Regions from separate parts of the Mus musculus genome. Here region 1 is linked to region 2. The links are chromatin loops, found by intact Hi-C in ENCODE. Cell type or tissue: left cerebral cortex. All regions are shown on one strand.

Region 1 (5,000 bases), 62 kb after region 2:
CTCACATGGAAAATTGCAAGTAGAGAGGAGGGAGGGAGAGGAGGACTTGTATCCACATGGGAAGTCATCTGCACAAGCTCATTCTGGTTTATGTTCTGTTCCTTGTTAATTTTGTTAGATGCTGCTGTGGAGGGTGTACATGCTAGTGTGCACATACAGAGGCCAGAGAATTGCTTTGTGGAGTCCTTGTGTCCACCTATATTAGGGTTGTGGATTCAACTCGTGTCATCAGGCTTCCATACTCTGATAGTAACTGCTTTAGCCATTGTGCCATTTTAACAGCTTTCCCTTAGTTATTTTGAAGTAGATTTTTTTTTCTTAAATAATTCAAGAAACACAATATGCATATAAACTTTTGTTGTTCCTTCAACAAAAAGGTAGCAATAATTCCTTCCTGAAATCAGTGCTGCCTTTAGGAATCCTCTGTTCTTTCCTTTTTAGCTGTAGTTGTGTAATAGTGTAACTAACAATGTAGACATGTTTCAGCTAAATGTGGCTTAAACTATTTATGTAATAGCAATATCATCATTTCAAGGAACGGTTACAAGTTAGGTTAAAGCTGTGTATGATTTACTGAATTTCAGACCTCTCCGTGATGTGTAGGTGTGGGTGCAGGTACATGTGCTCATGTATGTCCATCAGAAGTTGATGTCAAGTGTTCTCCTCTCTTGCTCTGCCCTTTTTTTTTTTTTTTTTTTTTAATAAATTATAAGAGTCTCTCATTGAGCCTAGGACTCTCTGATTGCCTGATTCCCCTGTCTTAGCTTTCCATTCCTGGGGTCAGAGGCAGATGGCTTCATGCCTTGCCATTGATGAAAGTTGTCATCTGACATGTTCTAAATCACACAATATTTTTATTATTTTAAGTTTTGAAGTGTACATAATCCAAAACTGTATATACTACAAATGGCAGGTACTTCCATTACTGACTAAAGTTTGTTCCAGTTACATTGCTGTAGCACCATTGCACCTGACAGTTGTACAGATCTACATTTTGGAATTAGGTTATTAGGTTATTCTTGATGTTCTTATATATTATATAGTAATTTCTAAAATGTCCTTCACGTTTACATAAAATTGAAATCACATAAATAGGTATTACACATAACCAAAACTGAGCTGGACTCATTGATTTCATGATAGAATTGTCACTAATACCATTTTCTCATAGAAGTTAGCATAATGGTAGCATGTTTCTATAGACTTTGCATAGATGTCTCTTAAGACTCAGACTTTTGTATTCCCCAAACAAACTCTCCTTCAGGTGAGGGTTTTAACACCAGTTTCTTTTTCTCTAGAATGCTACATGCTCAATATGGTGAATTAATCCAACCAAGAAATGGTTCAGTTGATGAAACACCAAAAATGTCAGCTGGCCAGATGCTTTTGGTAGCATTTGATGGCATGTTTGCCCAAGTTGAAACTGCTTTTGGCTTATTAGTTGAGAAGGTAAACATTAACTTTGCTTTATGTAAGGTGTGAGTGCAATAGTCATTGAATGTGAACAGAGGAAAGTGAGCATTCCTTTTTCCATTTGCATAGCTAAACAAGATGGAAATTCCTGTTGCTTGGCGGAAGATTGACATTATTCGGGAAGCCAGGAGTACCCAGGTCAATTTTTTTGATGATGACAATCACCGGCAGGTGCTAGAAGAGATTTTCTTTTTAAAAAGACTACAGACAATTAAGGAGTTCTTCAGGCTCTGTGGTACCTTTTCTAAAACATTGTCAGGTAATACTAGCATTCCTGCTTAGGTTGCCTCCATAGTACTATAGAAGGAATCATTTGGAGTATGCTTCATTTAACTGTGCACTTGTGAATTCTTTTTTTTTCTTATATGATCTTATTTCTTCAGGACCCATTTTAAGATAATTTTCATTTTCTTTCTATTTTTTTAGGATCAAGTTCACTTGAAGATCAGAATACTGTGAATGGACCTGTTCAGATTGTCAATGTGAAAACCCTTTTTAGAAATTCTTGCTTTAGTGAAGACCAAATGGCCAAGCCTATCAAGGCCTTTACAGCTGACTTTGTAAGACAGCTCTTGATAGGACTCCCAAACCAAGCCCTCGGACTCACATTGTGTAGCTTTATCAGTGCCCTGGGTGTTGACATCATTGCTCAGGTAGAGGCAAAGGACTTTGGTGCTGAAAGCAAAGTTTCTGTAGATGATCTGTGTAAGAAAGCTGTGGAGCACAATATCCAGGTAGGGAAATTCTCACAGTTGGTGATGAACAGAGCTACAGTGTTAGCCAGCTCCTATGATACAGCATGGAAGAAGCATGACCTGGTGCGCAGGCTGGAAACCAGCATTTCTTCCTGCAAGACAAGCCTGCAGCGGGTGCAACTGCACATTGCCATGTTCCAGGTAAGCAATTTGCTGTGTAATTTTCCTTACAGTTCGTGTATGAGAGTATAGAGAAAATATGTAAAGTACCTCAGCTGTGCCAAACCAAAGTGAACACTGTCAAGGGTTTTTTGTTTTCTTTGCAATTACTTTTTTTTTGTTTTGTTTTTTGTTTTTGCTTCTTGTTTTCAGTGGAATGGAGTTGGTTTCATGTTTAATGTCCTTTGACTTTCTTTTCAGCAGGACTGCATGATAAGCATTTTATATATTTATGTATTAATGAACAGTGAGTATTGTTTGTGAATGTAGTTTATAATGGTTGTATTTATTCATGGTGTAGGTAGGTCTGCATCCTGTATTGTTGAGTTTGTAATTAAATTTATCTCAAAATAGGTTTCACTGATGCTCTAAAAATACAGTGCATAGCTTTGGGTCTAAGTAAATCTGCCTTTATTTTGAAAAGTGTGTTTGGAAGAAGCCTCTTTTGTCAAAGCACAGGCTTTGGGATAAGATAGATGTGTATTACAGCCAAACCTAGTTCCGGCACCCTGCCTGTAGGTTGAGGGCGGAATCCCTTATGGAGGATGACTTGTGAGGGTTAGGCAACAATCTGTGAAGATGGTAAGAATGTTGTAATGGAACGTTGTAGCTTAGGAATGGCTTTCTTATTTATTCTTTTATAAATGTTGGCTTTGACATTATCAAAAGAATGCCAGTTTTCTTGAATCTGTTTTGGCATAGACACGGTTATTTTGTTTTACTTTTGTCAGTGATCAGAAGGAACTATGTTTCAGAGGATCTATTGGCAGTTTCATCATTGCTAGCTATTTTCCTACTTCATAAGTTAGGAAGAGAAGTACGTTCACCCTGAATCACATTGGCTGTGTATTAATAGTCCTGCTTCTTGCACATTGTCTATGGATTGGGGTAATGCTTTATGACTTCTTTCTTTGAAATGCTAAACATTTTGGATTTTATTCCCGTAGAAATGATCAGTGTTGGGGCTGAGGATGTAGCGTACTTATAGTTGGTAATGCATGCTCAAGGCCCAGGACACCCAGGAGTGCACAGACTGAACTGCGCTATATACTTGTTTGGCTGAAGGATCAGAAGTTCAAGCTTATCCTCCGCTATATGGCAGGGTTAAGATCAGTCTGGCTACATGAGACTTGGTCTAAAACCTTGTCTAAAATAATAGTAAGAATAGTTAATGAAAAACAAACACCAGACATTTAAAAGTGAGAGTTAATGTTGAGGGAAACTTGTTTAAATATGGGCACACTTTAAAATTTTAAGCATAATATATAACTACTGGATTATTTAGCTGGTGCTAGAAATTATGATTTCTACACGTTATGTCAGGCACATCACTAAACTACCCTAGCTCCTATAGAAGTTGTTGTCCCAATGACCCTTGTAACATTAAAAGGAAAATGTTTTAATAGTGTGTCAGAGTTTTTCTGTGCTATTATTTCTTTCAGTCTCTATCTAGTCTCCTTGCTAGACTCCAATACAAGTTCACTGCATCTTCTTATCTAGAGGTCCTCACACACACACACACATCACCAAGATAAGGGATTGTTGTTGTTTTGAAATGAAGCTCAAACTGACCTGGAAGTTGTTAATCCTCTTTTCTCCAGCTCACAAGTACTGGGATTACAAGTTTTTTTCCACCCGACCTAGAAAGGTCAGTTTTTGGGATTAGGTGCGCCAAATGTACTTACCAGATGTCTTAAGAATTCCTATTTGAATCCCATACATTAGTGATCTGTGATGTTTAACAGCTATCTTTCATGTCAGAGAAGTTGTCAGTTAGATGTGATATTTCTTTTATTCTCCCCAACTAATTGCCCCCTTATTGCAACTCAATTTTCTCCCAGTCTCACCTCATGTGGCTCTTTCCTTATTTATCCGAAGTTTTATTCTAATGGGTCTACATTCTTCTTTTTCTTTGAATAGTGGCAGCATGAAGACCTCCTTATCAGCAGACCACAAGCCATGTCAGTCACCCCGCCTCGGTCTGCAATCCTGACCAGCATGAAGAAGAAACTGCATGCTCTCAGTCAGATTGAGACTTCAATTGGGACGGTTCAGGTGTGTCTGACTGTCCTCCTACCAGCACATTCTGTTATACAAGTGTAACTTAGCATATCTGTGCCTATCTTCAGCTTCTAAGCCAAATAAATATAACTTAAGTCCTTTTCATACAGTATATTCTGATCACAGTTTTCTCCCTCATTTCTTCTCAGAGTCTTTCCACCTCCCCTCCCATACAACACTATGCCTTTCTCTCTTAAGAAAACAGACATGTGTTTTTGTTGTGTTTTGTTTTGTTTGTTGTGTCCTTTTCCAAGGCCAAGGGCTAGTAACTATTTATCTGGCATGTCTGTCTTGTAGATAAAGGATTAAATCTGTCCAGTGGAGCAGAGCATGGTTCTAAGTGATGGTTGACTGTATGCATCATCTCTCTGTGAAAGCTAAATATTTAGTTAATATTTTTAAAAAAGAAATTTGTCTTAAAGCTATATATTTGTGTGTATCCTTCATTTCTGAGATATTTGGTGGCATTCTTTTCTGATTATATAATTTAATAATATGAAATTCAGTACTAACATAGTATTTTAAAATTTGAAGTGAAACTTTCTGATATTC
Region 2 (5,000 bases):
GTGTGCTCACACATAAAATACAACATAAAATACAACAGTGTGCTCACACATAAAATACAACATAAAATACAACAGTGAACTCACACATAAAATACAACAGTGTGCTCACACATAAAATACAACATAAAATACAACAGTGTGCTCACACATAAAATACAACATAAAATACAACAGTGTGCTCACACATAAAATACAACATAAAATACAACAGTGTGCTCACACAAAATACAACATAAAATACAACAGTGTGCTCACACATAAAATACAACATAAAATACAACAGTGTGCTCACACATAAAATACAACATAAAATACAACAGTGAACTCACACATAAAATACAACAGTGTGCTCACACATAAAATACAACATAAAATACAACAGTGTGCTCACACATAAAATACAACATAAAATACAACAGTGTGCTCACACATAAAATACAACATAAAATACAACAGTGAACTCACACATAAAATACAACATAAAATACAACAGTGTGCTCACACATAAAATACAACATAAAATACAACAGTGTGCTCACACATAAAATACAACATAAAATACAACAGTGAGCTCACATATAAAATACAACATAAAATACAACAGTGTGCTCACACATAAAATACAACATAAAATACAACAGTGTGCTCACACATAAAATACAACATAAAATACAACAGTGTGCTCACACATAAAATAATTCCTAAAGAAAGAAGGGGGAAGCTGGGCATCTCAGGTTAAGGATGTCTCTTGCAAAGGTCTTGAGTTTGGTTTCCAGCATTCGTGTTGGGCACCTCACAATTGCCTGTAACTCCAGCTCCAGGTGATTGGACACCTTTGGCCTCCAAGAACGCTTCTTCATGAATGCACATACACTTTGAAATAATAATGGGAAGAAGTGGAAAAGCCCTTAAGACAAACTTCAAAAGCAGTTAGAAAATATTCACTCTTAAATAATTTTCCTGATGTTAAGAACTTGATAGAGAAAATTACAAAGACTTAATACAGTAAGGCGCCTCCCCTCAAATTTCATTATTAAAAGTTTGATTAAAGAGCAAGTAGAAAGATGCGCAGTGAAGCTCTTGCTGTCAGCCCTAGAATCTGTCATCGCTATGTCACTGTATTCCTTTATTACGTCTCTCAATCCCCTTGCCATTCCATGTAAATGCTCTCCAGAGGCTGCCAGTTAAAATGAGCTTGGATGTATCTCGAAACTGATTATGACTCTTATTTCCTGTGAGTCAGTTTCTTTCATATCCCGAAGAGGGAAACATGCCATCCTCATGTGATTGAGGAATCTATGTGAAAGAGAGTCTTCTTTCCTAAACATTGGCTTCTGGAAAGGCGTGAGCTGATGCGCTATGAATGAAAGTTACTATTCCAGAGAGTTTTATACATGTAAACTGAGATGCTGCATAATCTGAATGGAAAGATAAGTTAAAGAATGTATACAGTGCTGTTTTTAAGTAGAATCTGAAGTTTCTCTCTATATTTTTTAAGGTACTAGTTAAACAGTTGGATAATATCTTGGCTGCTGTTCATGATGTGCTCAATGAAAGGTAAGTAATAATGGTCACATTTAGATGATTTTGAAGGTAATTATAAAAATAAAGTAAACATGATAAACTGTGGACCGTATCACTAAGACTTCTAACCTTGTTATGTAAGTTAATAATTATTGAATACAAATGGAATCTACTCAAAAGAGGCTCTTGTCTCCTAGACACTGGCTTGTGGAAAGACATGAGCTGATGCTTTCATGAATGAAAGCTACTGTTGCAGAGAGTTTTTAAAAATGCTTAGAGAGCAATGGGAAAGGGGAACTTTATTCTTTAAATAATCTCTAGGCTTTGCATAGGTGTGCAATGATTCCAAAGATTTGCAGTACTGAAATACACTCAGGGCCGGGCGTAGTGCTGCACGCCTTTAATCCCAGCACTCGAGAGGCAGAGGCAGGCGGATTTCTGAGTTGGAGGCCAGCCTGGTCTACAAAGTGAGTTCCAGGACAGCCAGGGCTACACAGAGAAACCCTGTCTCGAAAAACAAAACAAAACAAAAAACAAAAAAAAAACAACAGAAAAAAAGAAATACACTCAGTGTAGCAGATCACTGTTTTAGTTTACATAATTACTTAATGCTACACTTAATTGTAAGTTTGTGTGGTTTAGCTACTAAAAAATTTCCTACATTGGAGTCCTTACTTGGTGGGTATTATAGAGAAATGGAGTACATTTTCTAAAAACTCCCTCATGCCTCTTTCTGTGAATCAGTTATAACCCAAGCCTGGATATTAGCACTTCTCAGCTTTTTAATATTTTTTTAGTAAATGATTTCCTAAAGAAATCTCATGTCTGATAAAGGGACTTTTGAGCATTGTAGAACTCAGGAGGATACAGATGTAGAATGGGTAAAATTCCACCTTTTTATTTAGTTTGAGCTTTGGAAAGTTATTTAGGAATTCTTTAATACATGGGAGACAGTCTTTTGTAAGATGTATCATACTTTCATCCTTGAAAATTGATGCCTTTTGTATGTTTTTTGTTCCATTTGCATTAAAACAAACACAGTAGTAAGTTGCTTCAGGAGTTGAGGCAAGAGGGAGCTTGCTGTCTGGGCCTTCTCTGTGCTTCTCTGAGCTACGAGGCTGAGAAGATCTTCAAGTGGATTTTCAGCAAGTTTAGCTCATCTGCGAAAGATGAGGTGAAGCTCCTCTACTTGTGTGCCACTTACAGAGCGCTGGAGACTGTGGGGGAGAAGAAAGCCTTTTCTTCGGTGATGCAGGTGAGAGCCAGGGACCCACAATGCAGTGCAGTGAGGTAAAGGGCAGGCCTAGCTGCCTCCTGTTGAGGGCAGCACTGTGAAAATGAATGCCTTTTAAGTCCAAGTAAAGTTAGGGTTAAAGTAACTGAATTTTAGACATTTATGTCTTTTTAGTTTTTAGAAGCTTCCCTTTGAAGTTGCTTAATACTAGAGTGACTTGCAGATTTGAAAGTAGGAACTCTACTGTGAGAGTTCAGTCAGAGGCCGTCAGCATTTGAGAGAGACTAACGCTAAACATCACAGCTAATTTCTAAATCTTTCCCCCCCCCCCTTTAAAATTCCCTAAATTTAGATTTGATGTCAAAAATTATAAATCTAAATACTGCAAATACTTCTGAATATCTGGATATATAGAAAAGCTCATTCCCAACGTAGGTTTTTTTCTTTCTTTTTTGAATATAAGATGTCACTGTCTGCGCCACTGTTCTCTAATGTTTTACCTTTCTGCCTTGGCCCTGAGAGCCAAGGCTCTATGCTGGATCTGAGAAATATTTATATAACATTTTTGTTGAGGGAATGTTTGAAAAAAATAAGTTATTTTGTACCTGGAATAGCTGATGTCTATTTATTTATTTATTTGTTTAGAGGCAGAGTCTTACTATGTATTCTGCTTAGCTCAAAACCAAAGAGATCCTCCTGCTGCTGTCTTTTGAGTGCTGGGACTAGAGGGTTGTGATACTATGCCTAGCTTTGTTTGCTTTTTACAGCTCTCAAACTGCTTTATTTTGAGTAATTTAAAAAATATATGTATGTGTGTTTGTTTGTGTGAATGTATCAAAAACTGATATACATTTTTCCTTGATTATAGAAACTTATGAAAGTTTATAATAATTACTTGTAACTAAACAACATAGTAGCAAATTGGTCTAATTTTACATATAGTAGTATTTTCTAACTGCAGTTTGAAAGATTCCAAATCCACAGGAAGATATGTAGATCACTCTTTGTTTTTTTTGTTTGTTTGTTTGTTTTCTGAGACAGGGTTTCTTTTTACTAAGAGAGCTTGCTCTAGAACTTGCTCTGTAGATTAGTCAGGCCTCTGCCTCTAGTGTACTAGGATTAAAGAGTGTCACTCTACCTGCCTTAAATATTCTTTAACTCAGGCTTATCACTTTTTTTTTTTTTGTGGTGGGGAGTCAGGTGTTGCTGAAGATTATAATTATACCCCAGGCCTCATGTATATTAAGAATAGTACTGTGGAGGCATTTCGTCAGCCCCCACTTAATCACATTTTGCTAAAAGCTGTTTTATTGGTTTACTTTTTGTTTTTTAAGTCAGGGTCTTACTCTATATAGCCCAGGCTGGCCTGGAACTCATGGTGATCCTCCTGTACCTGCTTCCCAAATGCTGGAGTTACAAGGGGTACTACCGTATCTGTTTTTTTTCTTTATCTTTTTTGGTGTTGAGGTATGTGTGGTATTCACTTGTTTGGAGGACAGAGGTAGGTTTTGTTTTTTCTTTTGTTCTCCACCTTAGTTTTTTGAGCCATGGTCTCTCACTGCCTGGTCCATAAACCCCAGTGACCGCCTGTCTCCAGCTCCTCCTCCCATCATAGTGCTTGAGTTACAGACATTTGTCATTACATCTAGCCTTGAGTGGGTGTTAGCAAGCGAGCCCAGGTCCTCATGCTTATATGACTGGCACTTTACCAACCTAGCTTCCTATCTTCCATCTTCCTATCACTTACAATTGATTTTCACATACACACTTTACCAACCTAGCCATCTTCCTATCACTTACAATTGATTTTCACATACACATTTTTTGAGGAAGTATTTGAAGATAAATACATAATGAAAATTCACCCTGTTACTATTTTAGTACATATCACCGAAGAACAAGCCTATCCTCTTCTTTATCAGCAGTATTATTCATCTAAGGAAAGGTATTTTATTTTCTATACACTATGTGTCCAAATTTCTATAATTGTTCTTAAGGCACCATTTATATTTATGGTTCCTCTGACCCAGGAACCCACTTAAGATTCAAGCATTGCCTTTGGTACTGTGCTTTTAAAAGCTTCCTTATAAAAATAGTTTTACACGATCACTTTTTGTTTTATTGTATGCCAGCAGCCCCCCGCCCCCCCCCCCCGCGGCGTCCCCCCCCCCCCCCCCCTTGATGCATTGCAGGCAGGTTGTCCCTCTGTGGGACTTGAAGAATGATTTCCTGATTAAGGGGA

What was found. Peaks named below come from ENCODE experiments on the same cell type or tissue, not always from the same donor. Only the 100,000 strongest peaks of a DNase experiment are listed, where the experiment ranks them.
Region 1: a loop joins it to region 2, with 2.4 times the contacts of the local background. A loop is called at or near these places in 9 of 42 quality-filtered maps.

What each region holds. Positions count from the first base shown.
Region 1 is chr7:118,142,700-118,147,699 of GRCm38, reverse strand. Smg1 (SMG1 homolog, phosphatidylinositol 3-kinase-related kinase (C. elegans)) reads left to right here. Exons shown (of 63, transcript NM_001031814.1): 52 at 1,299-1,449; 53 at 1,543-1,732; 54 at 1,900-2,369; 55 at 4,308-4,442. Among named protein-coding and RNA genes, the nearest start is that of Gm25683, 8.3 kb to the left of the region's middle. In left cerebral cortex, no CTCF peak of the experiment used is centred here; a DNase peak (open chromatin) is centred at 2,891.
Region 2 is chr7:118,204,580-118,209,579 of GRCm38, reverse strand. Smg1 (SMG1 homolog, phosphatidylinositol 3-kinase-related kinase (C. elegans)) reads left to right here. Exons shown (of 63, transcript NM_001031814.1): 5 at 1,499-1,557; 6 at 2,566-2,779. Among named protein-coding and RNA genes, the nearest start is that of Gm40454, 25 kb to the right of the region's middle. In left cerebral cortex, no CTCF peak of the experiment used is centred here; no DNase peak of the experiment used is centred here.